Regions from separate parts of the Homo sapiens genome. Here all the other regions are linked to region 1. A link is a contact called in ENCODE Hi-C or POLR2A ChIA-PET data. All regions are on one chromosome and are shown on one strand. Each heading gives the region's core, a stretch centred on a gene start or an enhancer-like site at or near the end of the contact. The rest is flanking DNA. Distances are from core to core; before and after follow the strand shown. Region 1 holds the start of GRB2 (growth factor receptor bound protein 2). Region 2 holds the start of UNC13D (unc-13 homolog D). Region 3 holds the start of GALK1 (galactokinase 1). Region 4 overlaps SAP30BP (SAP30 binding protein).

Region 1 (6,875 bases), core at 2,964-5,463:
GACAAGAGTGAGACCCTGTCTCAAAAACAAAAAAAAACAAACAAAGAGAATAGATGCTTAGTTAATGTTGGCAAAGAGAATGAATGAGTACATTAAGCTTTTCTTTTATTTATTTATTTATTTTTTTTTTTGAGATGGAGTCTGGTTCTGTCACCCAGGTTGGAGTGCAGTGGCATGATCTTTGCTTACTGCAACCTCCGCCTCCTGGGTTCAAGCAATTCTCCTGCCTCAGCCTCCCGAGTAGCTGGGGTTACAAGCATGTGCCACCACGCCCGGCTAATTTTTGCATTTTTAGTAGAGATGAGGTTTCACCATGTTGGCTAGGCTGGTCTCAAACTCCTGACTTCAAGTGATCCACCTGCCTCAGCCTCCCAAAGTGCTGGGATTATGGGAGAGAACGCTGCGTCCAGCTTGTCAAGCTTTTCAACAGCATACTGAATATTTCCACCTGCATGTCTCCTGGAATGCTGAATTCTGCATTTCCAAAAATGAGTCATCATCATGTTGGGGCTCAGAGAATGATACCCCAAAGTATGCTCCTCTGGCATTCTGAGCACTTTTGAATGAAAGGAAATTGGAAGGACTTACAAGCTGCCTCAGAACCAAGGACTTTTTAAAGTCTTGTTTCACCACCCCACATGCATGCAGGGGCTGTCTGAAAGTTCCCTTAGCTGACTGAGAAACCAAAAGAAATTCAATTGTGTACTTGCTTTGGCAGCACATATACTAAAATTGGAATGATACAGAGATTAGCATAGCCCCTGAGCAAGAAGACATGCAAATCTGTGAAGGGATCCATTAAAAAAGAAAGAAAGAAAAAGAGCAGGTGTGGTGGCTCACGCCTGTGATCCCAGCACTTTGGGAGGCCAAGGCGGGCGGATCACCTGAGGTCGGGAGTTCGAGACCAGCCTGACCAACAGGGAAAAGCCCCATCTCTGCTAAACATACAAAATTAGCCGGGCGTGGTGGTGCATGCCTGTAATGCCAGCTACTCTGGAGGCTGAGGCAGGAGCATCACTTGAACCTGGGAGGTGGAGGTTTCGGTGAGCTGAGATCACGCCATTGCACTCCAGCCTGGACAACAAGAGTGAAACTACATCTCAAAAAAAAAAAAAAGAAAAGAAAAGAAAAAAAATAGATGCGACTGTCTTAAAATTTCCTCCCTAGGACTCTCGTCAAATAACCAGGAAATATTAACTACCAGAGAAGAGAAAAGACTAAAAGTTGTCACCACATCCAAACAGACTTTTCATCTATTCTCCTGAGGACAGCTGAGATTATTTAGGAGACTTTATCTGCATAATAAGACAACCTTTATTTACAGTGAAGTCCTGCACCTCACCTTCCTGAAATTTGTCACAACCTCCAGCTCCCAGAGCTCAGAGGAACTTTGTCCCAGGCATTGTTTGGGCTCATTCCTTTTCCCTAAAAATAGTTGACTACCTTTCAGTATTGCTGACCTCCGCTCATCTCCCTCTCCTCTGCAAAGATGGTGCTCTTTAAGCTTCAGCCACCTGGCTCTTCTCTGAGTCTCATATTCTGTATGGTAACCATGCACACTGCATGTCAGTAAATTTGTATGTGCTTTCTCCTGTTAATCTATTGCCAGTTTATTTCAGCAGACTCAAACTGTCAGAGTGGAAGGGAAAAATTCCCTTCACCCTTACAATCATCTCCTCACCTGCCCTTCCCTGTTCTCTGTGCCTGCCCCCTCCAGTCAGCTATGCCTCTTGACTGGCAAATTTCTGTGTTCTCCCTGTTATCCAGGCCCACTCAAAACAAAAAACTGCAATTCTTCCCTCATGTCTTCCTCTCTGCTTAGCAGCTAAGTCCCTCCCTTCCATTTCTATTTTTTTCTGACTGCTATTTTAGAACAAAGTGGCATAGTGCGGGAAAAAAATGAGGATTTTAGAACAAGACAGGCCTTAGTCCAAATCTTAGGTCTACTATATTTTGGCTTCCTTGGGTAAATTACTAACCTCTCTAAGGCTTAGTTTCCAAGTCTGTAAAATGGGGATATTACCCACCCTGTGGAGGCGCTATGACTTAAGTATGCATCAAGTGGTAAATAGAGGGTCCTTTTCTTATTTTCACCTCATATCAGACACCTCCTGCTCAGAAACCTTCAGAGGTTGCCCATCACTTGACTATGACACCTAAGCCATGCATTTTGCATTTTGGCCCCTCTCTCTCATCACTCTTCCCCCCAATTACTGGGGCTTGGACTAATCAAAAACATTGGTTGATGGCCAGGAGTGTTGGCTCACATCTGTAATCCCAGCACTTTGAGAGGCTGAGGCAGGTGGATCACCTGAGGTCAGGAGTTCGAGACCAGCCTGGCCAACATGGCGAAACCCTGTCTCTATTAAAAATACAAAAATTAGCTGGGTGTGGTGGCAGGCTGCTGTAATCTCAGCTACTTGAGAGGCTGAGGTGAGAGAATGCTTGAACCCAGGAGGCGGAAGTTGCAGTGAGCCAAAATCATGCCACTGCACTCCACTCCAGCCTGGGCAACAGTGCAAGTCTCAAAAAAAAAAAAAAAACCAAAAAAACAGGCATGGTGGCTCACGCCTGTAATCCCAGCACTTTGGGAGGCCAAGGTGGGCGGATCACCTGAGGTCAGGAGTTTGAGACCAGCCTGACCAACATGGAGAAACCCCATCTCTACTAGAAATACAAAATTAGCTGGGTGTGGTGGCACATGCCTGTAATCCCAGCTACTCGGGAGGCTGAGGCAGGAGAATCCCTTGAACCCGGGAGGCGGAGCTTGCGGTGAGCCAAGATCGCGCACCATTGCACTCCAGCCTGGGCAACAAGAGCAAAACTCCGTCTCAAAAAAAAAAAAAAAAAAAAAAAACAAAAGGCTGATTCCATTACTCTTTCCTCTTTCCTCCCTGCTTTCACTTTGCCGTTCAAACCAAATCCTTCTTGATTAGCTCAGCACCAAGTACTGGCTCCCTCCTCAGCCATCCCTATGTGTAGTTCAGTGGCACTTGGGGCCAACTGCTTGTCTTACAGATTAGGCAACTCTAGATTACAAAGCACTGAAAGCAGGGGCTTCATCTGGTTGGTCTTTGACCCTGCAGAGCCCCTTGCACACAGGTGATGCTCAATAAATACTTGGTGAAAGCACAATTCATTTTCTGTGTTTCAATGGGCTTCTTTTCTCTATAGAATCAGATGCTTGGTTATTCTCACCTCAGCGCTATTTTGTTGGCTTCCAGAAGGCACAGTAACGCTAGGTGTGTTGTGTTCTATCCTTTAATTGGAAGAGCTTTGGGAACTGAAAAATAAGAATTATTTCTCCAAGCCTCATCTTCTGCCACTCCCCCGTACTCACCGGCCTCATACAGGAATTGAACTACTTAGCACTGCACAGAACACGACTTTCTCTCTCACGCCTCCGTTCCTCTGTACTTAGCCTCTGTACTTACGTGCCATTCCCTTTCCCTGAAATGCCCTTACTCTGGCTTCTCTGCCTGGCAAATTCCTACTCATCCTCCAAGACTCAGATCAGACATCGCCGCATCACATCTGTGAAGGCTCTTCTGCAATGGGCAGTGTAGCAGTACCCCCTCCATTTTTTTAGCTTCCTCAGCAAACTCCAAATAATTATAACAGTACTTATGGCATTATTTGTTTATTTTTCTTCTACTTCCTAGACCGTGAATTCCTTAAGGGCCAAGATTTCTGTTCTATCCCCAGCACAGTGTTCGGCCTATATTGGAGAATCCGGTCCGTACAAACTCTGCAGTGATTCAATCAATGAGCAAACAAACTCACCAATCATTCAACACAGCAGAGTTTGTACGGACCGGATTCTCAAATATTTTAAGACCTGGTCCTCTATTTGGAGTGCTTCATTCTGGAAGATCTCTTCCTCCCCCAAGCCCCTACCCATCCAACTGCCTAGGTTTGGTAGAAGAGGAAAATAAAGTGATTAGACGGGGGAAGAGTCCTTCAGGGCTAAGCTGTCATTTACCCGCTCTGGCACCGAGAGGGTTACGGCGACCCGGGGGCGGAGCCGTGCGGAGGCCACCTGCTGCGGGGAGGTCTGGCGCATGCGCCCTGACACCTAGCTGGTTCCCTACCCGCAGGGGCCCGGCTGAGGAGGAGCGCTTGCGCTCTGGGCCTTTTCCGCCGGGGGAAGTCTCGCGGGGGCGGGGCGGGGCCTCGTGGAGAAGTTCTCGCGGGACACCGACGGGGAGCGGAAGCCAGGAGGTATTGCTGCTTCGGCGACCGGGCGGCGGCAGCGGCGGCGGCGGCTGTGGCAGAGTCTGTGCCTGTGGCGGTGACGGCGGCGGGAGCAAGCGCTGCCCTCGCAGAGCAGCCTTGGGGTCGCCGGCCGCTCGCAGCGTTGTGGAGGGGCGGGCCGGACGCTGAGCGGAGCAGCTGCGCCACGGTGAGTACGGGAGGCTGCGCTCGGCGCCTCTCTCGTGCCTTTTCCTCTTGGCTCTACAGCGGGAGTGGGCCCCGGGGGAACCGGGACCGGCCCCGGGGTTCGCGTCGGGGCGGCGAGGCTTGGGACGTGGAGCGCAATCCCCGGGGCTCCGGACTCTACGTTTCCCCTTTTGGGGCGCTTCCTTCCTGGGGACCGTCCTCCTCCGGCTCTTGGCTCTGGGCAGTCCGGGGGAAGAGGTCGGGGTTCTCTGGCGAGGTCCCCTGCCTTCATCGGGAGGGTTTGCACGGAAGGGGCCCGGGAAGCCCAGGCGGGCCGAACGCCGACCGAGTCAGTCTACCCGAGCCTGGCGGCGGGGGACTGGTGTGGGCTGCAGCTGTGGTGATTGATGTGCCTTCGACCTGCACGGCAACCACGTCACCATCTCCTGGCGTCTTTGGGCTTAATTTTGTGCGGGAATCCACTTTGGGGTGGAACGTTTGCTGCTGGAGCCGGGGGAGATACCTTTATTCTGACACTTAAAAAAAAAAACTATTTGAAAAATATTTGTCAAGAAAAATTCAGCAGTAGCAGGTTGGACTGCACCGAGGAAGGATTGCGGCGAGAGCGGGCGCTGGTAATTTTCATTTGCAGCGCGCCCTCTCTATGATTGTAAGCCACACATGAGTTATGGCTTGTTTAGAAAGTTTTTCAAGGCTGGCTTCAAACGCTGTGAAAGTGCAGTTTGCAGGGGACTGAAGTGCACTTGAGGTCTGTCTCTTTTTGATGCTGTTGACTTTCCGAAATGTCAGACACATGAGAGAAATTAGCATTAGTCTATTTTGGCTTTCTTACTCCTCTTTCTCCAGTTATTTCCTTCCTTCTCTATCTGCTTCTGTCCTTTCCACTAGGGACACGAAATGCTTGTGTAATGCAAGTCATTTGCCCCTTCCTCCCCCCACCCCCCCCTTTTTTTCTAATGTACTTCCCCTTCCTCCTTGTAGTCCCCACTCTGGCGTAATTTTTCGAGGTTTCTTCCCTTTCGTGCTGTTCGTTTTCTCTCATTTCAAGATTCCGTCTTTTTCCTCGGGAAGAGACTCTCTTTCCTTGCTTTCGTTCCTTTACTTTTGCGCGTCCCCTGCGTTCCCTGCAGTCAGCCAGAAGGGTTGCTAGAGAGCCGTGGGAGGCTGAAGTCCCCTCTCTGAGAACGGGGAGGCTCAAAAGATTGAATTCATCCCTAAGAAATCAGTCCTGCCACTAGGTCGCAAGTGTGGTTTGCTTGTATTATTTTTGTCTTTTACTCTTTTTCTTTTAAGATTATGCTTCTGTGCCTGCTTATGTTTTCTTCTAGTATGTCTTTATAATAGGAAGATTGGGTCAGCTCAGTGACTTTTTTTTTTTAGGCAGAGTTTTGCTCTTTTTGCCCAGGCTGGAGTGCAATGGTGCTATATGGGCTCACTGCAACTCTGCCTCCTGGGTTCAAGCGATTCTCCTGCCTCAGCCTCCCGAGTAGCTGGGATCACAGGCGCCCACCACCATGTCCAGCGAATTTTGTATTTTTAGTAGAGATGGGGTTTCACTGTGTTGCCCAGGTTGGTCTTGAACTCTTGACCTCAGGTAATCCACCCGCCTTGGCCTCCCAAAGTGTTGGGATTACAGGCGTGAGCCACCGCGCCCGGCCAGAGTTAATTCTTATAATCAGCTTTCTTCTACTAAACACAAGCATTTATTTATTTATTTTATTTTTTTGAGACGGAGTCTCGCTCTGTCGCCCAGGCTGGAGTGCAGTGGTGCGATCTCGGCTCACTGCAGCTTCCACCTCCTGGGTTTAAGCGATTCTCCTGCCTCGCACTCCCGAGTAGCTGGGATTACAGGTGCTCACCACCACACCTGGCTAATTTTTGTATTTTTGTAAAGACAGAGTTTCACCATGTTGGCCAGGCTGGTCTCGAATTCCTGACCTCAAGTGATCTGCCCATCTCAGCCTTGGGATTACAGACATGAGCCACTGCGCCCGGCCTGAACTCAAACGTTTAAATGTTTGAGGCACTTTACTTCGTCAGCAAGTTATTCAGATTTGAGAGGCTTGCTGGGTTTTAAATACTACTGGTTGATGGTACTTAGAGATTCTTCTCAGTAATTGCTGTTATCATGTTGCATGTTGTCCATCAGAGTTCTAATTGTTACACATACAACAGAAGAGGAATGGATTTTGGAGAAATGAAGTAATACAGAATAGAGAGTCACCATGCCCTCCGGAGAGAAATTAATACTTGCTTAATTCAGAGGAACTCTCCACCATTACTGAATGGCTTTTGAGAGTCTGTATATATATATATATTTATATATATATATATTTTTTTTGGTCAAAGTTGCCTTTTTCCTAGTTGTGCCAAGTGAATACGCATTATTTTCTTTTTCCTTTTTTTTTTTTTTTGAGACAGATTCTCGCTCTTGTTGCCCAGGCTAGAGTGCAGTGGCACGATCTCAGGTCACC
Region 2 (6,875 bases), core at 4,376-6,875, 440 kb before region 1:
ACACTGCCACCACCCCACCACGTCAGTGACAAAGCAGTCTGCCCTGCTCATAGATACTATCTGTGACCAGCACGTTTTTCTCCCGTGTGCGTGAGCTTGGCCTCTCCAGGCTGCGGTGAGCCCTTTCCCTTTCCAAAGCTCTCTCCAGGAGTGTCTGGCACAGAGAGAGCCATGGGGCTGCTGGACCCTGGCACTGGGAGAGGATTCGTCACTCCCAGGAAGCAGGCGGGAAGCATGGCAGCGTGGGCTGTGCTTCTAGTACTGATGGCCTCACCCTCTCTCCCTGCAGGTCATCTTTCTGTCCAAGGGCAAGGATGCCATGCAGTCCTTCATGATGCCATTTTATCTCATGAAAGACTGTGAGATCAAGCAGCCCGTATTTGGTGCAAACTACATCAAGGGAACAGTGAAGGCGGAAGCGGGAGGTAGGTGATGGGAACTCAGGGACACGCATGGGGCCTGCAGGGAGGTGTCCTGGGAACCTCTGACTGCCGCCGTGGGGGCGTCCCCTTCAGACCCTTATCGCCCTAGCCATGACCTCTTCCCAGCTCTGGGCTGCCAGCTGGTGGGGTTTGATTGCCAAGAGGTGGGGAAAATGCTGGCATGAAAGACAGCAGCTCAGATCAGCTTTTCAGAGCGTGAAGTCTGCAGAAGCCTGCGGACTGAGTCAAGATGCTTAGTGCAACTTGGCGAGCGCATACAAATTTTAGACTCAGGAAGGAGCTGCATCAGGTTCTTGAGAGGGGCCTTTTCATGAGAGCCAGGAAGAGGCAGCTGCCTCTGGGAAGCCAGAGTCACCCTGCTTTGGGGCTGGCTTTTTGGCAGGCCCCAGAGACCTCTGCATTGAACTTGCCTTCCCCTTGACACCCAGCCAGGCCCGCCCTTGCTATTGAGACACTCTTGGTCCCCCTTTGGGCAGAAGCCAGGCTAGAGGGGCCGGAGTCTGTCCTTGGGCCCCCTTAGGACGAGAGGTCTGCTCTGAATTTTAAGGTCGGCTGTTGCTGAGTGGGCTTGTTCCTGTGAAGCTGCCGAGTGCTTGACTGGGGGCGGAGAGAAACCTTGATGTGGCCTTGGCACCCGTGTACATATTGGGCCAAGGGTGGGAGGACAGGCTTGTTCCAGGAAGGAGAGGCCATTGTTCCAAAGGGGGAAGCGAGTACAGCAGGGCCAGGCCAGGCTGCAGTGCTGGCTCCTATGCAGGCAGCAGGCTGGAAACCATGGCACCAGGAAGTCCCCATCACAGTGCAGGCCCAGCCCCCGCAGGCCTCCCGGGCGTTGGATGAAGTCCTGGAGAGGAAAACAGCCATCTCTTTGGGCATAAGTTTTCTTTTCCTGTGCTGTTTATTCACTGTCCTTCCCCTTTCAGGTGGCTGGGAAGGCTCTGCTTCCTACAAGTTGACTTTCACGGCAGGGGGCGCCATTGAGTTCGGACAGCGGATGCTCCAGGTGGCATCTCAAGGTATCCAGGCTCCGAAGATTAGGGGCTAAAGACACACTAAACATGTAGGGGTTTGGTATGAGTTTGCTTCCTTTTCGTTTTGCTTTTTCAAGAACTCAAGAGGTAAGTGTTTGGGCACCAGGCTGACCAGGCCTAGGAGTTGGGAAGGAAAGCTGTCATTGGCATCAGCTCTGTCCTGTACCTCAGAGACTGCGTTTCCCTGCCTGGGGCAGGTGGATGACGTTTTGACAAAGCTGTTTGGACTCAAGGACACTTTACTATGGCCTCATAAAACAAACACTAAACCAACCATTCGACTGCGGTTCCGCAGCCATTGAAAATGACCGAGGGATGGGCCAGCAGACATCCTCCGCCAGCTCACTCCTACCCCAGCCCTGAGCCTCCCTCCCGGCCTCTGTCCACCCTCCAGCCTTGCCCTTGACCTCCCTTGCCTTCCCCTGGCTCTGACCTCTCCCGTCCTCTCTCATCCCTGACCAAGGTGGCCCCCCGAGTATGGGTGGAGGGTGGAGTGGGATGGACAGAGGATGTCTGCGGGGCACATTCCTGAGACCCAGTAGCTCCCATCTGCAGGCAGCGGGGCTGCCCTCTCCCCGCCCCAAGGCAGGCCACGCTCATTTCTCTTTCCCCTTGTACTCGTAGCCTCCAGAGGTGAAGTCCCCAGTGGAGCCTATGGCTACTCTTACATGCCCAGCGGGGCCTATGTCTATCCCCCGCCAGTCGCCAATGGAATGTACCCCTGCCCTCCTGGCTACCCCTATCCACCGCCCCCACCTGGTGAGTGTGTCCTTTGCTGCCCCCACTCCCCTCATGAGCCCACCTACCCAGGCTCCCCCCAGGCCAGGGAGACTTTATTCCTTGAGCTGCTTCAGGACCAACGAAGGAGCTGGAGAGGCCCCCCTCACCCGGGAGGGGGCCGCAGCCGGGTGCTCACCATGTCCTTGTTACTCTCTCACCGAGCAGAGTTCTATCCAGGACCCCCCATGATGGACGGGGCCATGGGATACGTGCAGCCCCCACCACCGCCCTACCCTGGGCCCATGGAACCTCCGGTCAGCGGCCCCGATGTCCCCTCCACTCCTGCAGGTGAGGGCCCTTGGGTGCTGGCAGCCCTTCGGGACCAGCCCTCTCCTCCCCGATGTCGCACAGAGAGCCTCAGAATGGCCAGAGACTGCTGAGAGCCGCAGATGATGGATGACCCCTGGACTACCCCAGGGGCCCAGCAGGGCTGTGGCCTGGTGGAGCGGAGCTAGATTCTGGCCCCACCCCCATCCCTTAGCTATCCATGTGCCCTGGGCGGGGAAGGTCACCCTGTGTGCCTCTCGATCCTCTCATCTACACTCAGCTGGTCGGTCACAGTGGCACCTGGGGCATTGGCTCAAGGATTAGATGAGGTGAGACATGCGATGGGCCTGGAAAGGACCGTGCCAGCGCGTGGCATGTGCTCAGGAAACCTCACCTGCTGCTCTCATTGGTGGAACTGGACCCCCAGCACCAGCTGCCCCGAGCCATGGGGGCCCGGGGTCTCTTAGCTGAGCTCAGGGGGAGGAGAACTTGTCACCGACACCAGGTGTGTTTGCTCTCACAGCCGAAGCCAAGGCCGCAGAAGCAGCCGCCAGCGCCTATTACAACCCAGGCAATCCTCACAACGTCTACATGCCCACGGTGAGAGGGCTTGGCAGTGCCGGTGCAGCCCCACAGCCGCAGATGCTGGGAGCCGCAGGGGGATGACCGCACCATGTTTTAAACCTTCTAATGCAAGTCTCTCCTTTCTCCCTTCTTTAGAGCCAGCCGCCGCCACCTCCCTACTACCCACCGGAAGATAAGAAGACCCAGTAGGCCCTCCTGCCTCCCTGCCTCCCACCCTCATCTCTCTACCCTACCCCTCCCATCGGGGCTGTGCTGGGGCTTGGGGAGGGGAGGGGGCGCCTTGTTCTCCCTCCAGGTCTGATCATAAACAATTACCAGGAACTAGCATTGTGGGACATTAGGGCCCCCGGCCTCGGGAGAGGTGCCGCCCAGCTTCCCATGCCAGCCCGGAGCCCACAGTGCTGCCCAGCGTACCTCCCTCACCGTCTGGGGCTCTTCTGGGAGCACGGAGCATCCCCTGTTCCTGTTTCACTCTCAGCTTCTCCCCTCGAAGGGACTCTCTGGCCACCTCCTCCACCGCAGTCCAGCTCCCTCAGTCTGGCACCCACTGCTACACTCAGCCTCATGAGCCACTTCAGACCAGCCAGGTGTCTTCCCGGGCCCTGCCAGACCCTGCTCACATTCCCTCTGCTGGTCTGTGCTGGTCTCAGAAGGCCACCGCGCCCGCATTCCACTCAGCCAGGGTCCAGCTGCAGCCCCCGCCACCCTTCCTTCCCTTCCCTGTCCTGGGTCATGTTGTTGCCACCCTGTGTGACTTTTGAAGCTGTAAAATGAGCTTCCAGGGCTTGGGTGGCGTCGGGGCAGGGCCGCCGAGGCTGGGAGGAAGCCCTTCTGCCTTTTGCTGGTGTTTCTGGAATTTGCTTTCCCTCACCTCTCACTTCCTTCTAGAAGGAGCTTCCTGACTGGAACCAGAGAATGCATGTCTGTCCACTTGGTGGCTGCTGGGTGGGGCCGGGAACAAGGGCCCCTGACCCTGTGTGCTGGCCGGGACCTGCCACCAGCCCCCCAGCCTGCTTCTTCCCCTTAAGCTTTGTGCCCCTGGATGCGCTAACATTCACTCTTGTTTGTCCCTGGACTGGCCATGAAGTGAGGAGATGGTTATTTAAAGAGAATTCCCTATTTATTTGACAAAAAATCCAGTTAATATATTAATGTGAAATAAACCCTGTTTGCACCTCGATTTGTTTGCTGAAAATGTGAAATAGTAAAAATGAAATAACTGGACCCTTTCTGGCTCTGCGTGTGGTGACCCGGGGGTCTCTTCCGGAAGGAGAGCCGTCTGGCCGCTGAGGGCCCTGGAGACTTCTGGGACGGTTCCCTCCCATGGGAGGATCCCCATTCTCACGGCCCAGCCAGCCTGTCTGGTCCCCAAGACAGCTCTGGCCTCTGGAGCTGGTTCTTAACGGTTGTCGCTCAGCAGCTGTGTCCCTCCCCCACTGAGTCCCCAGGGCCTGGCTGGGACAGAGGTGGATGTGGCCCAGAGTTGGCCTTGAAGGGAGGAGTTGGGGCTGCCACCTTGTCCCCTGCTGGCTCCTCGAGGAATGGCAGCCCTGGCCTAAGTCCTGGTTGCTGGAGGGAGGAGGCCGAGTCAGCCCTGGAGCACGTCAGGACCTGTGACAGGGACACTGAGGTAGCCAAGCCGGCTTGCCACCACCCACGTCACGTGCCCTGCTGTGAACTTGAAGGGACAGGAGGGTGGGAAATGGCCAAAGGCCGTGACCAGGCCCACACGCCCGCAAGTCCCCCAGCCCAGCACTGGGCACAGGGTGGGCAGGCCACAGAGCTCTAGGAAAGCCCCATGCTGAGGCGCATTTTCCTGTCCCCCGGGAGCCAAGTCTGTCCTCAGGAGAGATCGGGCAGCAGCCCCTCTGCCTCCTCCTCCTGGCCAGCCTGGCCCAGAGCTCTCTGGGACTTGGCTAAGCCCCCTTCAAGGGTGTCTGAAGGGAGCACTGTCCTGACTGCCAAGGTGGGGGCAGGGGCACAGGGCTGTCCCTGCCCAGCACAGCTTGGCCCCGTCATCTCCAAGGAATGTCACCTGTGGGGCCAGGCAGGCTGAGCAACTGGCTGTCCTCCAGGGAGACGCCTCTTGGGAGCCCCCACCCTGGGCGCCACCACACCCCACCCCACCCCGCCCCGCCCCACGTCTGGACGCACTCGAGGAAGTGGGGTGAGAACCCCCCCGGGCCCAGGTCAGCTTCTCTCAGGGTTCAGCCCAGCCTGGGCACAGCACATGGATGGGGCAGGATGCTGCCCGCCTGTTCTGGGCCCCCCCGCCCCCTGCTGAGAGCGTTGTCCCCTTCCCAGGGCCTCTGTAGGAGGGTGGGGCGGGGCCAGGCCTGCCCACGGGGTCCACCTTCTGCTCCAGCCAGAGGAGGGTCCTGTAGGGATCCCAGCTGGGGAAGGTGCAGGGGGCCTGGGAGACTGCCTCTCCGAAGCGGTGAAACCCTCACCCTTCCGTCCCTCCCAGCCACCCTCCCTAAAACTTCCCCTGACAGAGGGTGGCAGCCCCAGGCTCTTTGCATAATCCTGTGGCTTCGCTGTCTTCACCCAGCACCAGCGGACAGGGAAGGGCAGAGAAGGCCACCATGGCGACACTCCTCTCCCATCCGCAGCAGCGCCCTCCCTTCTTGCGCCAGGCCATCAAGATAAGGCGCCGCAGAGTCAGAGATCTACAGGATCCCCCGCCCCAAATGGCCCCGGAGGTAGGAGTGACCTCACTGGGGAGAGAGCTGGCCTTGGGGAGCACTGTGGTCTCGGGTACGGGTGCCCTGCTGTCTGGCCCCACCTCTCGAAGGCTGGGACTGGGGACCAGCGACCCTCCCCTGCCTACTCCACCCTGGGGAGAGCCCCCTGGGCCAGCAGAGCAGGGGCTGCCAGATGGACTCTGGGCCACTGTGGGCCTCAGGCCCTGTGGTCTGAGGCTCTCAGAACCCCTCCCTCCCGGTTGGCCTGACCCCATCCCCTACTCCTCCAGCTTCAGAAGAGCCGACTCCATTAGGTGGGGGTGTCCCTGCTGTGGGGTGAGCTGTTCGGGGAGCAGCAGACCCCCAGGCCGACGTGGCACCCCCCTCACCTCCGCTGCCGAGCCTCACTTCCGCTGCTGGGTGAGGAGCAGCCGCCACTGATAAGCAGAGCTGTTTCCTCTGGGGAAGGGAGGGAGGTGGGGTGCGGGTGCGGAGGGCTCGCGCTGCTGGGCACCCATGGACCTCAGCCACGGCGGGCCCAGGGACGGACCTCCAGGAGGCCTGCTGGGGGAACAGGTGCGGGGCATCACTGGGGCTGGAGGCCGGGGTGCTGGGGCCCCCATACCCTTGGCCTGGATCAGGCCTCAGAGGAGCCATTCCTGTCCATCTGAGCCTGCTCTGGGCCTCCCGGGACACTGCCTTTCCACCTTGCTCTGCAGATCCAGCCTCCATCCCACCACTTCTCCCCCGAGCAGGTAAGAGTCAGAGTGCTGGGGTGCAGAGAGGTGGGGAGGGCGGCTGTGTGTCCTCCTGCCGGCCGACGCTGATGGCAGCAAGCAACTTGCGGTGGGGAGGGGACTCCTGGGTCTCAACTCCCTCCGCTGCACAAGCCGCCCTTGTCCTGCCCATGGCGAGAGGTGTTGGTGCCAGGGGTGGCTGGTGGGGTCCCCAAGGTGACCCCGTGTGTCTTAGCGGGCCCTGCTCTACGAGGACGCACTCTACACTGTCTTGCACCGCCTGGGTCATCCTGAGCCCAACCATGTGACGGAGGCCTCTGAGCTGCTGCGATACCTGCAGGAGGTGAG
Region 3 (6,875 bases), core at 3,576-6,075, 360 kb before region 1:
TTCTAACTGGTCAGAATCCCTGCTCTCTCTTCTCCTATTCAGAAAGCTCTACTCAACATTTATCGCAGACAGAGGGGGTCAGATTTGTGACTGTCTGCCTCCCAATCAGACCGTGAGAGCCTGAGGCATTTATCTTTCTGGCCAATTGCATATAGGAGAGTACCATAATGCCTGTTGAATTAATGGACAACTGATAAGAATAGCAAACATTTATTCTGTGCGTACCAAGTGCCAGCTGCTGGGCTGGGCACTTTATGAAGATGATCTCATTCAGTTCCTTTTACAACAGCATGTCTGGGAGCAATCTCTAGCCCCATTTTACACATAAGAAACTGAGGCCCAGAAAGGTCACTTCATTTACCTGAGATCATATAATAGGAAGAGTGGAGATGAGGGCTCAGCACTGTTGGGTGTCAGAGGTGAGGTGAGTAAAAGGCATGCAGAGAAGGGGCTGCTTCGCTCACCTCTGCCCTGATAGAATGGGCCCTTGTAGGGAGGTATGGTTTGTGAGTTTCATTCCATTTCAACCAGCCCAAGGGCCACTCATGGTATGATTTGTTTGGTGTTGGCTGTGCCAAAAAATGCTTTACTGAAGTGTGCTCAAAAGGAGCAGGTCATCCGATGACATCTGGAATTGCTTGGGCTGGAGTGCAGTGGCGTGATCTCGGCTCACTGCACCTTCAACCTCTGGGCTCAGGTGATCCTCCTGCCTCAGCCTCCCAAGTAGTCGGGACCACAGGCACACACCACCAAGCCTGACTAATTTTTGATTTTTTTTTTTTTTTTGAGACGGAGTCTCAGTCTGTTGTCCAGGCTGGAATGCAGTGGTGTGATCTCGGCTCACCGCAACCTCCGCCCCCTGGGTTCAAGCGATTCTCCTGCCTCAGTCTCCTGAGTAGCTGGGATTACAGGCTTGTACCACCACACCGGGCTAATTTTTCTATTTTTTAGTAAAGATGGGGTTTCACTATGTTGGCCGGGCTGGTCTTGAACTCCTGACCTCAAGTGATCCACCCGCCTCGGCCTCCCAAAGTGCTGGGATTACATGCATGAGCCACCGTGCCCGGCTAATTTTTGATTTTTTTGGAGAGATGAGGTCTCCCTTTGTTGCCCAGGCTGGTCTTGAACTCCTGGTCTCAAGCGATTTGCCCACCTCAGCCTCCCAGTGTTGGGATTACAGGCGTGAGCCACCACACCTGGGCCCCATTCTTTTCTTAACAGCTTTATTGAGATATAATACATACCATATAATTCACCCATTTAAAACATAAAATTCAACAGTTTAGGATATTCACAGGCATGTGCAACCATCACCACAGTCCATTTTAGAACATTTTCCTTACCACAGAGAAACCTGCCATCCTTTGGCTCTGACCCTGCTATTCCCTCAGGCCTAAGCAACCGCTAATTAACTTTCCATCTGTAGAGATTTGCCGATTCTGGATATACAACAGGTGGTCTTGTGTGACTGGCTTCCTTCACTCACCATAATATTTTCAAAGTTCATTCTTTTTTTTTTTTTTTTGAGACGGAGTTTTGCGCTGTCACCTGGGCTGGAGTGCAGTGGCACGATCTCTGCTCACTGCAAGCTCCGCCTCCCAGGTTCACGCCATTCTCCTGCCTCAGCCTCCCGAGTAGCTGGGACTACAGGTGCCCGCCACCACGCCCAGCTAATTTTTTTCTTGAAGGCTCCATCCATGTTGTTACACGTATCAGTACTTCATTTCTTTTTATGGATTAATATTTCTATTGTATAGATACATCACTTGTTTTTTTTTCCCGAGACCAAGTCTCACTATGTCACCTAGGCTGGAGTGCAGTGACGAGATCTCGGTTCACTGCAAACTCCACCCCCCGGGTTCAAGTGATTCTTGTGTCTCAGCCTCCCGAGTAAGCTGGCATTACACATGTGCGCCACCATGCCTGGCTAATTTTTGTGTTTTCAGTAGAGATGGGGTTTCACCATGTTGGCCAGGCTGGTCTGGTCTTGAACTCCTGCTCTCAAGTGATCCGCCTACCTCGGTCTCCCAAAGTCTGGGATCACAGGCATGAACCACCACATCTGACATTTGAGCATCTTTTCATGTGCTTATTGGCCATTTGTATTTATATTATTTGGAAAAATGTCTCTTGAAATCTTTTGCTTTTTTTTTTTCTTCTTTGACACAGGGTCTCTCACCTTCTGAGTAGCTGGGACCACAGGTGTGTGCCACCCAACCTGGCTAATTTTTTTTTTTTTTTTTGTAGCAGTGAGGTCTTCCCACGTTGCCCAAGTTGGTCTCAAACTCCAAGCCCCTGAGATATACATGATTTGCAAGTACTTTCTTCCATTCTGTGAGTTGTCTTTTCACTTTCTTGACAATGTTCTTGTCAGGCCTCTGAGCCCAAGCTAAGCCATCATAGCCCCCGTGACCTGCACGTATACATCCAGATGGCCTGAAGCAACTGAATATCCACAAAAGAAGTGAAAATAGCCTTAACTGATGACATTCCACCACTGTGATTTGTTCCTGCCCCAACCTAACTGATCAATGTACTTTGTAATCTCCCCCACCCTTAAGAAGGTTCTTTGTAATTCTCCCCACCCTTGAGAATGTACTTTGTGAGATCCATCCCTGCCCGCAAAACATTGCTCCTAACTCCACCACCTATCCCAAAACCTATAAGAACTAATGATAATCCCACCACCCTTTGCTTACTCTTTTCAGACTCAGCCCGCCTGCACCCAGGTGAAATAAACAGCCTTGTTGCTCACACAAAGCCTGTTTGGTGGTCTGTTCACACGGACACGCGTGACAGTTCTTTGTTGCAGAAAAATATTTCACTTTGATGAAGTACAGTTTATTTTTCTGTTGTCACTTGTGCTTTTGATGTCATATCTAAAAAACCATTGCCTGGCCGCATTGGCTCACACCTGTATCCCAGCACTTTGGGAGGCTGAGGCAGGCAAATCACTTGAGGTCAGGAGTTCAAGAGCAGCCTGGCCAACATGGTGAAACCCTGCTTTTACAAAAATTATCCAGGCATGGTGGAGGGTGCCTGTAATCCCAGTTACTGGGGAGGCTGAGGCAGGAGAATCGCTTGAACCTGGGAGGCGGAGGTTGCAGTGAGCCAAGATCGCGCCACTGCACTCCAGCCTGGGTAACAGAGCAAGATCTGTCTAAAATAAATAAATACGTAAATAAATAAAAATAAAAAAACATGACTAGGTGTGGTGGCTAACGCCTGTAATCCCAGCACTTTGGGAGGCCAAGGTGGGTGGATCACCTGAGGTCAGGAGTTTGAGACCAGCCTGGCTAACCTGGTGAAACCCCAGTCTCCACTAAAAATACAAAAAATTAGCCGGGCATGGTGGCACGTGCCTGTAATCCCAGCTACTCCGGAGGCTGAGGCAGGAGAATCGCTTGAACCCGGGAGGCAGAGGTTGCAGTAAGCTGAGATCACGCCATTGCACTCCAGCTTGGACAACGAGAGCGAAACTCCGTCTCAAAAACAGAAACCAAATAAACATTTCCTAACCAATGTCACAAAACTGTACCCCTATGTTTTCTTCTAAGAGTTTTCAGAATTGCCCTTGGAATGCAGTTCCCCACTCTTTGGGCACACCCCTGAGCAGGCCCCAAGCTAAATCCCTGGCCATAACTCCCCACACTACTCCCACCCTAACCCCAAGCAAGCTGCTTACATTTCAGTCTTTCAGTTTCAAGGTTCCATGTAGGGTGGGCAGCTGTGGACAGGTATCAAGGCAGCAGTTGGGGCCGGCCAGCAGGTTTAGGATGCAGGATAGCAAGAGAAGAGTGCCTGACTGGGAACAAGGCCACGCCTCTGAGACAAGGGCTTCTGGGCTGAAGTAGTGCCTGCTGGGGCCAACAGCACAACCTACCTGGACAGCTGTGGCAGGTCCTTAAGGGAGGGGCTGGGCCCACTGCTGGCCACCGCCACCCTAGTCCAATTCTCCATTGCTAGGAGCTGTTGCGTATTACCTAGAAAAGGAGCTTGTAAAATTGACTCTCTGGTCACCACCAAACTTGTCTTTTTTTTTTTTGAGACAGAGTTTTGCTCTTGTTGCCCAGGCTGGAGTGCAATGGTGTGATCTCAGCTCACCGAAACCTCCGCCTCCCAGGTTCAAGTGATTCTCCTGCCTCAGCCTCCCGAGTAGCTGGGATTACAGGCATGAGCCACCATGCCCAGCTAATTTTGTATTTTTTAGTAGAGATGGGGTTTCTCCATGTTGGTCAGGCTGGTCTCCAACTCCCGACCTCAGGTGATCTGCACACCTCGGCCTCCCAAAGTGCTGGGATTACAGGCGTGAGCCACTGCGCCCGGCCCAAACTTGTCTGTCTTTATCTCTACTTACAGTGAGTGTCAGGTCACCCTCTTGGAGACCGGTGATCAGAGGCTGATGACCTCTCACAGCTGCTGGCCCTGGGGACCTAGGGGATCCCTTTGGGAATCCCAGGTCAACCGGGTGCCAGCTCCATTGCTCTGGCTGTGTGGGTGGTGGTGGGTGGTGAGGCACATAGAAAGTCACCAGCGCCAGGGAAGGGCAGCTCAGAAATCCTGGTCATGCCAAGTGCCACTCAGGGCTATTCTCACTCTAGTGAGTGCTCATTGGTTCTTCCCGAAGTCCAGAGGGAAGGACACCATCGGGGGCGCTGTATCCCACCCGGCACCATTAGCCCCTGCCACCCACCACCCAGCAGCTGGATTCCCACGGGAGTTGCGGGTGGGGGCGGAACCGGCTGAGGTCTGGGGGCGGGGCGTCCGGGCGCGGGGCGGGGCTGGCGGGAATGTGCGCACCCCCGCGCGGGGCCCCGCCCGAGCATCCCGCGCCGACGGGGCTGTGCCGGAGCAGCTGTGCAGAGCTGCAGGCGCGCGTCATGGCTGCTTTGAGACAGCCCCAGGTCGCGGAGCTGCTGGCCGAGGCCCGGCGAGCCTTCCGGGAGGAGTTCGGGGCCGAGCCCGAGCTGGCCGTGTCAGCGCCGGGCCGCGTCAACCTCATCGGGGAACACACGGACTACAACCAGGGCCTGGTGCTGCCTATGGTGAGGGGCTGCACGGGGAGCCCCTAGCCCGCCGCCGCCTGTCCCGGCCGCCGAGGAGGGCGGGCCTCGGGGACGCTGGGGGCGAGTTCTTCCCGCGGGAGATGTGGGGCGGGCAGCTGCGCCTGGAGCACCGGTGCACGGAAGAGTCCCCGGGACAGGCTGTTCCCCACGTTGGAAGGGAGGAAGCGAGGAAGTGGCCGGGAGAGGGTGCGCGGCCGCCTCTTGGCTCAAGCCCGCCCTCTGGGGGCTGGGGCTCCTCGCCTTCAACCTGGGAGCATGTTCCCCTTAAACTGTGAGGCCCTGTGTGCCACGCAGAAGGGGACACTCCGCGCCTCCGGCCACCGTGGGGCCCCAACCGCAGACCTGGGCGAACGTAGCCTTCTGGCCCAGCCCGTTCAATTTACAGAGGAGGAAACTGAGGCCTAGAGAGGCCCAGTGAACTGCTGGAGGTCACACAGCAGGTTCTTGGCGGGGCTGCGACTTGGGAGTGAGGACTCCCAGCTTTCAGCGGGGGGCGCTTTCCGCCCCATCTGCAGCTTGGGGAGTGCACAGGTACAGGATGTCCAGAGCCACCCCAAAATGTAAAGGCTTTGGAGCTCCAGTGATCTGTTTTCCCTTTGGGCTAGCTCTCCCCCTTGCCCCACAGCTCAGGGCAGAGTCCAGGTCTGTGCTCCAGCTGCAGCCGCCCCGCCCCTGAAGACCTAAGGGGGCAGGGCTCAAGCCCCCAAGGTCAGCTGGCCCTCAGGATCTTCCCTGCGACGCTGAACCTGGAGGTTCAGAACCTGATGACTGTGGAGGCATCAGAACCTCGGCTGGAGGCAGTGTCATTGGAGAGGCTTACTCCAGCTGGCGGAAGCCTCACGTACTGCTTGTCTCTCCTGCCAGGCTCTGGAGCTCATGACGGTGCTGGTGGGCAGCCCCCGCAAGGATGGGCTGGTGTCTCTCCTCACCACCTCTGAGGGTGCCGATGAGCCCCAGCGGCTGCAGTTTCCACTGCCCACAGCCCAGCGCTCGCTGGAGCCTGGGACTCCTCGGTGGGCCAACTATGTCAAGGGAGTGATTCAGTACTACCCAGGTATGGGGCCCAGGCCTGAGCCAAGTCCTCACTGATACTAGGAGTGCCACCTCACAGCCACAGAGCCCATTCATTTGTCTGATACACTGTGGGGAAGGCTTGTAGAGTGGAGCATCCCATTGTACAGATGAGGAAACTGATGCCCCCAGAAGGTCGGGAACTTGCCCTGGGTTTCCCGTGACCTGATTGGAGGAGCCAGGATTTGAACCCCAGCCTTTTTTCCCTCCAGAGCCCTAAACCAGGAGGACAATTAGAAGTGTCCCAGCAACCTCAGAGGGTGGGAAAATGGAGGGCAGTGGGTCCCTTGGCCCAGCAGGTTGGTGGCTTCTGACAATTGAGACACACACCCTAGAAACAGCTGCTAGGCCGTTGCTGCCCTTCCCGCCAGGACACCTGCCCTTCCTGTGCCATCCTCCCAGGCAGCCCCTCTTACCATCACCTGTTCTTTCCCCTGCAGCTGCCCCCCTCCCTGGCTTCAGTGCAGTGGTGGTCAGCTCAGTGCCCCTGGGGGGTGGCCTGTCCAGCTCAGCATCCTTGGAAGTGGCCACGTACACCTTCCTCCAGCAGCTCTGTCCAGGTACCAGCTAGGCCCCAGCCCTGACCCAGCCCTCCTTCCCTGAGGTCTCCAGGTGGTCCCAGCTTCTACTATGCCTTATGGAGGGGGTGGCAGGGACTCTCCCTGGAGTGTCATTGAAGCCACTGCTGCTTCCACCAGCCCTAGCCTCCCCACCTCACCCTGTACTGCAGACTCGGGC
Region 4 (6,875 bases), core at 2,751-5,250, 280 kb before region 1:
GGGAGGAGATGAGACAGGAAGACCCTGCAACAAGACCTTTTCGAGGACAGGTGCAGAGCTCCGCAGGCTCCACTTACACAGACATGGCACACCACGCCACGGCTCCAAAAGGAAGGTGCCAGGAAGGCCACCCAGTTCCCCACACTGAACCTAGACTCAGTCTTAGCCCCCTTTCCAGAAAGTCCCTCCTGATGCTGGGACAGGCCAAATTCCCCATTCCTCAGAACACTGCAGCTATTCATTCAACCTGGCAGGGCACCACGTCCAGGCCAGGCTGCTTAGCAACCCATCTCTTCGAGCCACTGCCCCCTGCCAATCAGGTGGGCAAAGAGGAGGCTGGGAGCAGGCAGGGAGGCGCGCCTGGAGGACTGCCACACCAACTTCAGGTTGCAGTCATAAATCAGCGGCTCTATAGAGACTGCCGCAGTCATAAATCAGCAGCCCTATAGAGACTGCCAGTCTCTCAGGGGACCAACAATCCCTTTGTAGCAGTGACTCTCAGGAAACCAGTGTTCAAGAGTGTTAGTAACAATACATGGGACTGTAAAATGCCCTCACATTTTCCCTCTAGAGAACAGCTTTCTGGGTGCTGATTGTAGGAAAACATCAGCTCCTCCCTCACCCGCCAGCTGGCTGATCATACAGGGACTGACCATTCGTTAACTCTCCCTCCAGCCCCCACTCACCCTTCCCCAAGGCTCCGCACCATACCACACCCACCCCTTCTCATGGACTCAACTGCAGAGGCCCAATCCCCACACAAGGAGTCTACCATGTCTACCCCAAAGCCACAGGAAGTTAGTCACCAAACATGCAATGGCTCTTCAAGGGGAAACACACTTGCCACTTCAGGGCCTCCTTAGGTAAAGTAAGAGGCCAGGAGCCTCCCCGTGGCTTCTTGTGGCTTTTGTGAACCTGGAGATGGAAAGGAGTGTGGGGTGTGTGTGCTGCCAGGCTCAGCTGAGGTTGTTGAGTCACGTCTCTGGAAGAAAAGAGATGATGGGGCAAAATCACAGGAAGTATTTTATCCCTTTATTTTATTTTTTTCCTTTAGGTTGGCTCTTCAGTTCCCCCTAAATTATTCCTTCTACGCCTAAGAAATAAATAAACTGGGTAGTTGGGTTCCAATTTGCCAACTAGTCTGGTCTTTGCTTTTCTACCCTCTTAGTACAAAAAAAGGGCATGGCATGCCCAGAGTACACCCTCAACTCGCAACAAGAGGACTCTCATTCAGTCCTGAACCTGAGGCCCACAAACAAGGCCCACCCAGCTTCCCAGCAGCAGAATCCAGCTCCATGAGCCTTCCCACCCTCAGTGCCTCTGAACAAAGTACTGACCAATGGACCACAGACCCAACTCCAAGTTCAAGAAGATTCTCCTGCCTTACGAGGACCCATTAAACCAAATGCATGAAGTAGCCTGGCCAGCTCAGAAGCCATATAAGCGTGCACGCTCAGGAGGAGGCCAGCGCTGCTGCACTAGGGTCTCCTAAGAAGACTGTGCTGTCTGTGTTGGTTCAGATTCCCATTGGTGTCATAGGCACCCTTGGGACCTACAAGGCTCTGGAGAATCAATCTGGGAATCTGCCTCCTGCTGGCTATACCTTATCATGTTTAGAATGTGATTCTTCTGCCCTCTGAGTCCAACAAGCTGGGCCATGAGCTTGCTGAGCCCTGGGTGCCTCTGTCACTGTGCCGAGCTTCTCCTAAAGAAGAAAGACAACAACCTAAGTTCTCTGGATCCTAAAGTGCTCGCTTGGTCAGGCGCAGTGGCTCACGCCTGTAATCCCAGCACTTTGAGAGGCTGAGGTGGGCCTGACTGCTTGAGTCCAGGAGTTTGAGACCAGCCTGTAGTCCTAGCTACTTGGGAGGCTGAGGAGAGATCACCTGAGTCTGGGAGGTCAAAGCTGCAGTGAGCTATGATCATGCCACTGCACTCCAGCCTGGGTGACACAGGGAGACCCTGAAATACCCCAGAGCTGCTTTTTAGTACCATTTACACACAACCATCCACTGAATCAAGTTTCATCCAATAAAAGTGACCTCTATTCAAACAGTAATGATATGCCTCTATAACGACCTCCACCACAGGGAGGACAGGCCTAAAGAGATGCCCTCTTACCAGTCATGTCTCAGATAGGAGGTATTTAGTATGAAAAATGGACCAAGCACCCATGACAGTTATCATGGAAGCCAGCCATGTGTCAGAAAAAACATGTGATGAACGATTTATTTTATAATTTAAAAAAAAGTATTTTATTTTAGATTTGGTGGTATATGTGCAGGTCTGTTACATGGATATATTATTGTGTAATGATAAGTAAGGTTTGGGCTCCCAGTGTACCCATCACCCAGAAAGTGAACACTGTACCCGGTAGGTAATTTTTCATTCCTCACCTCCCTCCCATTGAAATCTTTTAATTGATAGAAGTCACCTCTCGCCCACTGAAATATTTTAAATGACAGAATTAAGGAGACGGAAGAAAGGCTCGATTATTAAACTGCCAGTCGTTCAAGGCACTGGTGTTAAACCACCTGCTCTGGGGGAGATTCTCACTATGCCCTTAAAGAGGCAGGAAGCGGAAAGAAGGGCTGTGAGGATACAAGCAAAAAGCAACAAGAAAGCACTGTTCATCTCTTCCCCGCCAGCAGCGTTTTGAAATGCACAGGAAACACCTGTCTTGACTCGTATGAATCCACCCACTGGCCTTCAGGTAGAAATTCTCAGTTGGTTAAAGTAATGAGCTCATCCTGGATGTCTAGTCACCAGGCATCTGTCTACATCAGCCAGAGGGCATGGAACCCGCAGCCCAGAGACATGAGCAACAACACACAGCCAGAACAGGCTGAGGGCTTTTCACCCAGTTCCTAAGGAAGGTGAAAACAAAGCACCTCACCTAGGAAAGGAAGGCTGCTCCTGGGAGAAAAGACTAGGCCCACCTCTTCAGCCCCCTCATTCAATTCCAATCAAGACACAAGGAAAAACAGGCTGGGGGAGTTGGGAGGCTGAGGTGCGCAGATCACTTGAGGCCAGGAGTTTGGGACCAGCCTGGACAACATGGTAAAACCTCCTCTCCACTAAAAATACAAAAATTAGCCGGGCATGGTGGTGCATGCCTGTAATCCCAGCTACTTGAGAGGTGGAGGTTGCAGTGAGCCGAGATTGCGCCACTGCACTCCAGCCTGAAAGAGCAAGATTGTCTCCAAAAAAAAAAAAAAAAGATACAAGGAAAAACGAAAAGACAAAAACAAAAGCCAAGTTAGAAAACAGAAAGGAGGAAAGAGGAAGTATGGTTTAAACGCTGAGCTGGTGGAGGACACCAATCTGAGCCGAGGTCTCCTCCTCTGCCTGCACCCCTCATCCACCCAGACCCCACCTGAGACTAAAGGCCCAACAACCAGAGCAGGAGGCGGCTGCGGCACACTGGGCGCTGTCCCTGGAGAAGAATAGTGATCTCAACCTGCCAATTTGGTTTCTTAACCAACTGTGACTGAGACTTGGAAGATGCAACTGTAGGTCAGTGGCAGGGGCCTGGTTCTCAAGAATTACAGAACCTGGAATATGGTTCCTCCTGCAGAGAATACAAAAGTCCAGCCATTGATGAAGCTGACTGGAGCGCAGGAAGGAAGTAACAACAATATAGACCCACGAAACTGGACAAGCTGCCATTTGAGCTGGGAGGATTTACTCAGCAGAGAAGTACCAAGTCCTGAGTAAGAGAATGGAGGTTTATTTACAGCCAACAATGCTTCCTCAATCCTTCCTGGAACCGGCCCCACAAAGCTCCAGTGTCAAACTTGAGTTCCACAAAGGCAGCCGCCAGCATCTAGATCCCACCAAATCTAAACGTCATGTTTTCTTTCCAGCTTCGGGAGTAGCGGGCACAGAGAAAGCACTCTGAACAGGGGCACAGGGCAGCCAGCCCCGAGGCCACAGGCAAGAATGCTACAGACTGGGGGTTTCCTGTTGGGCAATGTAATCTTGCATCTTACAAGTACGTGGCAGCTAGGGAGGCAGATTAGTAAAATGACTCCTTTCAAACCTTTATTCTCTCAGACCTGGGACAGCCCATGGCCTGATGAGATCTCACTTCACGAGCACAATAGCTCCTTAAAAACAGATCCTCACTGTGGCCCACGAGCCTTGAGGATTCCCTGCTGCCCATTTCAGCCTCTTCCTCCCCTTTCTGCACCCAGGATCTTTGCAATGCCTGCTCCCTGAAATCACCTTCTCCCCACTCCTGCCTAGAAAGCCCCGTGTAGGCCTCAGCCCAGCCCAGGGAAGCCTTCCTCTACCCTCATGCTCACCTGGCCGATGAAGACAAACTACTCTACTCTGTGTACTCACAAAAATCACCAAGTCTAATAGTCAGCCTGGTCCACAGAAGGTGCTCAAGCACTGACCTCTCTCTGTCTCTCTCACACACACACACACACACACACACACACACACACACACCCCAAACACTGTCAGTTTGTCTTCTGTCAAGTTTAGGTTCCACACCTACCTTCAGCTGTTATGTTTTAACTTCAGACTCCCAGCCTGGTCAACTCCACAGTGAGTTTCATGTGTAGATTCACTAGAAATGTCAGACGGACAGGCAGCAGAAGAGCAGCTAACAAAAGGGCTAGGCTTGCAATAAAAGTCTGCCAAGGGGCAGGAGAAGGTGGGGAGGGGACACCAACGCTGAATTACAAAAAAATTTCAAACCCAATTCTTTGTTCATCTTTCTGCATCATCTTTTTTTTTTTTTTTTTCCTGAGACAGGGTCTCACTCTGTCACACAGGCTGGAGTACACTGGCGCAATCATAGCTCATTGCAGCCTTGACCTCCTGGGCTCAAGCAATTCTCTTGCCTCAGCCTCCCAAGTAGCTGGGATTACAGGCATGCACCACCATGGCTGGCTAATTTTTAAATTTTTTGTAGAGATGGGGTCTCACTATGTTGCCCAGGCTGCTCTTGAACTCGTAGGCTCAAGCAATCCTCCTGCCACAGCCTCCCAAAATGCTGGGATTACAGGTGTGAGCCACCACATCTGGCCCTGCATCCTCTTTCCGAACACTGGGCCTAATGCTCCTAAATCCTAAGACAAAAATAATTACTGTATAGTTAATTCATTTATTTTTTCCACAGATAATTTATTGAGCATGATTTATACACCAAGCAATGGGCCAAGCATTGAGGATAAAATATGAAAACTCAATCTAGGGGAATAAGTTTAGGTATTATGCTAAGCTCTTCAATTAAGAATCTCATTTTTCACAACAGTCCCATGAAACTGTGCTCTTAACCATCAGGCAATACAGCTGCTTCAGAACAACTGCTATGCCATCCTCCAGAAACCCTCTTGTGGAGGCATCAAAGTAATAGTCAAAACAAGGTTTTCTGAGATCAATGTGAGTCACTTCAGGTTGCCAAGAAAGCAACAATGCTGGATTACCTTTATAAAATACCTCCAAGTTCCAGAATAAAATGATGTTGGTTTGACAGAGACATGGTTGGGGGCTAGGAGTGAGAGCTGTCAACAGCTCAGCAAAGCCTCCAAACCCAATGCTGCATGGGAACATCCCACCCCAGAGGCCAGATGCCAGCCACCCCCACTGGAGAGCCCTGGAGAAAGCCCATTGCTAGCACATTTCCTTTAGTTGTATCCTGTCGGCCAGGACTGAGCCACTGCCGTGGGCACACTGCCTGCCTGGGAATGGAAACACTCAATTTATCAGAAAAATGGGCGGAAGTTGGTGGGGCCCTCTGGGACACGCTGGGGTTGCCTTTGCTTAGACCACTTGCTGATGGGAAGGCTCTGCTCCCAACCACAGAAGGTTTCTTTTTTTCTTTCTTTTTTTTTTTCTTTTTCCTGAGATGGAGTCCCGCTCTGTTGCCCAGGCTGGAGTGCAGTGGCGCAATCTCGGCTCACTGCAAGCTCCGCCTCCAGGGTTCACGCCATTCTCCTTCCTCAACCTCCAGAGTAGCTGGGACTATAGGCGCCCGCCACCACGCCTGGCTAATTTTTGTATTTTTAGTAGAGACGGGGTTTCACCTCGTTAGCCAGGATGGTCTCGATCTCCTGACCTCGTGATCTGCCTGCCTCAGCCTCCCAAAGTGCTGAGATTACAGGCGTGAGCCACTGCGCCCGGCCCCAACCACAGAAGGTTTCTATAGGAATGGGTGAAACAGGAGTTTGCCAAGACTTATTAAGCCGGCTATAGAATTGGCCTTGTAGACTGAAGACAAGGTAGGGAGGAGGAAGGGAAACAGTTTCTCTATTTGAAAAATCTGGCTAAATTTACAAAGCCCACGTGACTCAGCACGGCTCCTGATGTTGTTACATGGAACATGTTACAACCAACTAGACTTCAATGTAAATGCAGGGAGCTATTTCCAAGGGGGACTTTTGTTATCCGACTATTCCAAGTACAATCTACATTTGATTCAAGACACTTCAAGATTTTTGGTTTCTTGAAAGTTACAGAAGATGGTCAGAGAGGGCCATTCCCTTTTTGTCTTATCCCCAGAGTGTCAGGAACGGGTGTATCTAGGTCCAGAGTTTGCCTCACACCAAGGATCTGAGTCAAGCTCTTGGTGGTGAGGCCAGGACAGGCTTTTTCCCTTCAAGGCTTCCCACAAGAACAGTATCTCTGTGCTTTAGGTTGATATATTTGGGGGGTTGGGGGGAGCCTGGAGACAGACAAGGACAAAAGAGACAGCTTTGTGAGGTTGAGAATGCAAGTCTGGAAGGCACACAACTCTACATGGCTACCAAATTACAAAAGCATTCCATCTGAGAGGCTGGCCGACAAGCTGAGGAGTTAGTTACATCAACATCTCAGGCAAATATACTCGCAGTCCCTGAAAGTCAGGGTGACAGAAATGC

What was found. A loop is a pair of places that touch in the nucleus more often than their neighbours do. ChIA-PET counts read pairs that join two places held with the same protein, here RNA polymerase II (POLR2A). Pooled maps may share reads with other maps.
Region 2: a pooled map shows a loop between it and region 1 (3-fold over the local background). The contact joins the promoter of UNC13D here to the promoter of GRB2 in region 1. A Hi-C loop is called at or near these places in 6 of 50 pooled maps. POLR2A ChIA-PET finds 5 or more read pairs at or near these places in 4 of 52 experiments (CD4-positive, alpha-beta T cell, GM10248, MCF 10A and 1 more).
Region 3: a loop to region 1 is called in a pooled map, with 4 times the contacts of the local background. The contact joins the promoter of GALK1 here to the promoter of GRB2 in region 1. A Hi-C loop is called at or near these places in 2 of 168 maps with a recorded cell type or tissue (ascending aorta and dorsolateral prefrontal cortex), 1 of 37 single-sample maps with no recorded cell type and 5 of 50 pooled maps. POLR2A ChIA-PET finds 5 or more read pairs at or near these places in 5 of 52 experiments (HEK293, HEK293T, K562 and 2 more).
Region 4: a pooled map shows a loop between it and region 1 (3-fold over the local background). The contact joins the enhancer-like site here to the promoter of GRB2 in region 1. A Hi-C loop is called at or near these places in 1 of 50 pooled maps. POLR2A ChIA-PET finds 5 or more read pairs at or near these places in 3 of 52 experiments (WTC11, activated B cell and activated T-cell).

Annotation. Positions count from the first base shown.
Region 1 is chr17:75,403,016-75,409,890 of GRCh38, reverse strand. GRB2 (growth factor receptor bound protein 2) reads left to right here and starts at 4,213. Exons shown (of 6, transcript NM_002086.5): 1 at 4,213-4,402. It overlaps MIR3678 (microRNA 3678), which reads right to left and starts at 3,822; the gene lies at 3,729-3,822. It also overlaps the pseudogene RNU6-938P. RefSeq lists a silencer at 3,976-4,155.
Region 2 is chr17:75,843,154-75,850,028 of GRCh38, reverse strand. UNC13D (unc-13 homolog D) reads left to right here and starts at 5,625. Exons shown (of 32, transcript NM_199242.3): 1 at 5,625-5,808; 2 at 6,510-6,545; 3 at 6,763-6,870. The coding sequence starts at 5,692. It overlaps WBP2 (WW domain binding protein 2), which reads left to right. Exons shown (of 8, transcript NM_012478.4): 3 at 290-425; 4 at 1,367-1,459; 5 at 2,099-2,233; 6 at 2,420-2,542; 7 at 3,045-3,121; 8 at 3,242-4,330. The coding sequence ends at 3,295. RefSeq lists enhancers at 4,686-4,775, 4,906-4,985, 5,404-6,108 and silencers at 5,216-5,375, 5,386-5,445, 6,296-6,355.
Region 3 is chr17:75,763,142-75,770,016 of GRCh38, reverse strand. GALK1 (galactokinase 1) reads left to right here and starts at 4,825. Exons shown (of 8, transcript NM_000154.2): 1 at 4,825-5,045; 2 at 5,931-6,120; 3 at 6,578-6,697; 4 at 6,868-6,875. The coding sequence starts at 4,881. RefSeq lists silencers at 4,661-4,850, 5,081-5,230 and enhancers at 5,341-5,570, 5,601-5,810.
Region 4 is chr17:75,685,501-75,692,375 of GRCh38, reverse strand. The region is part of intron 3 of SAP30BP (SAP30 binding protein); the gene reads right to left. Among named protein-coding and RNA genes, the nearest start is that of SAP30BP-AS1, 4.1 kb to the right of the region's middle. RefSeq lists enhancers at 3,240-3,739, 3,740-4,241. Within about 2 kb of position 4,000, at least 14 of the 41 ENCODE cell types and tissues checked have a DNase peak (open chromatin) inside an H3K27ac peak, as active enhancers do.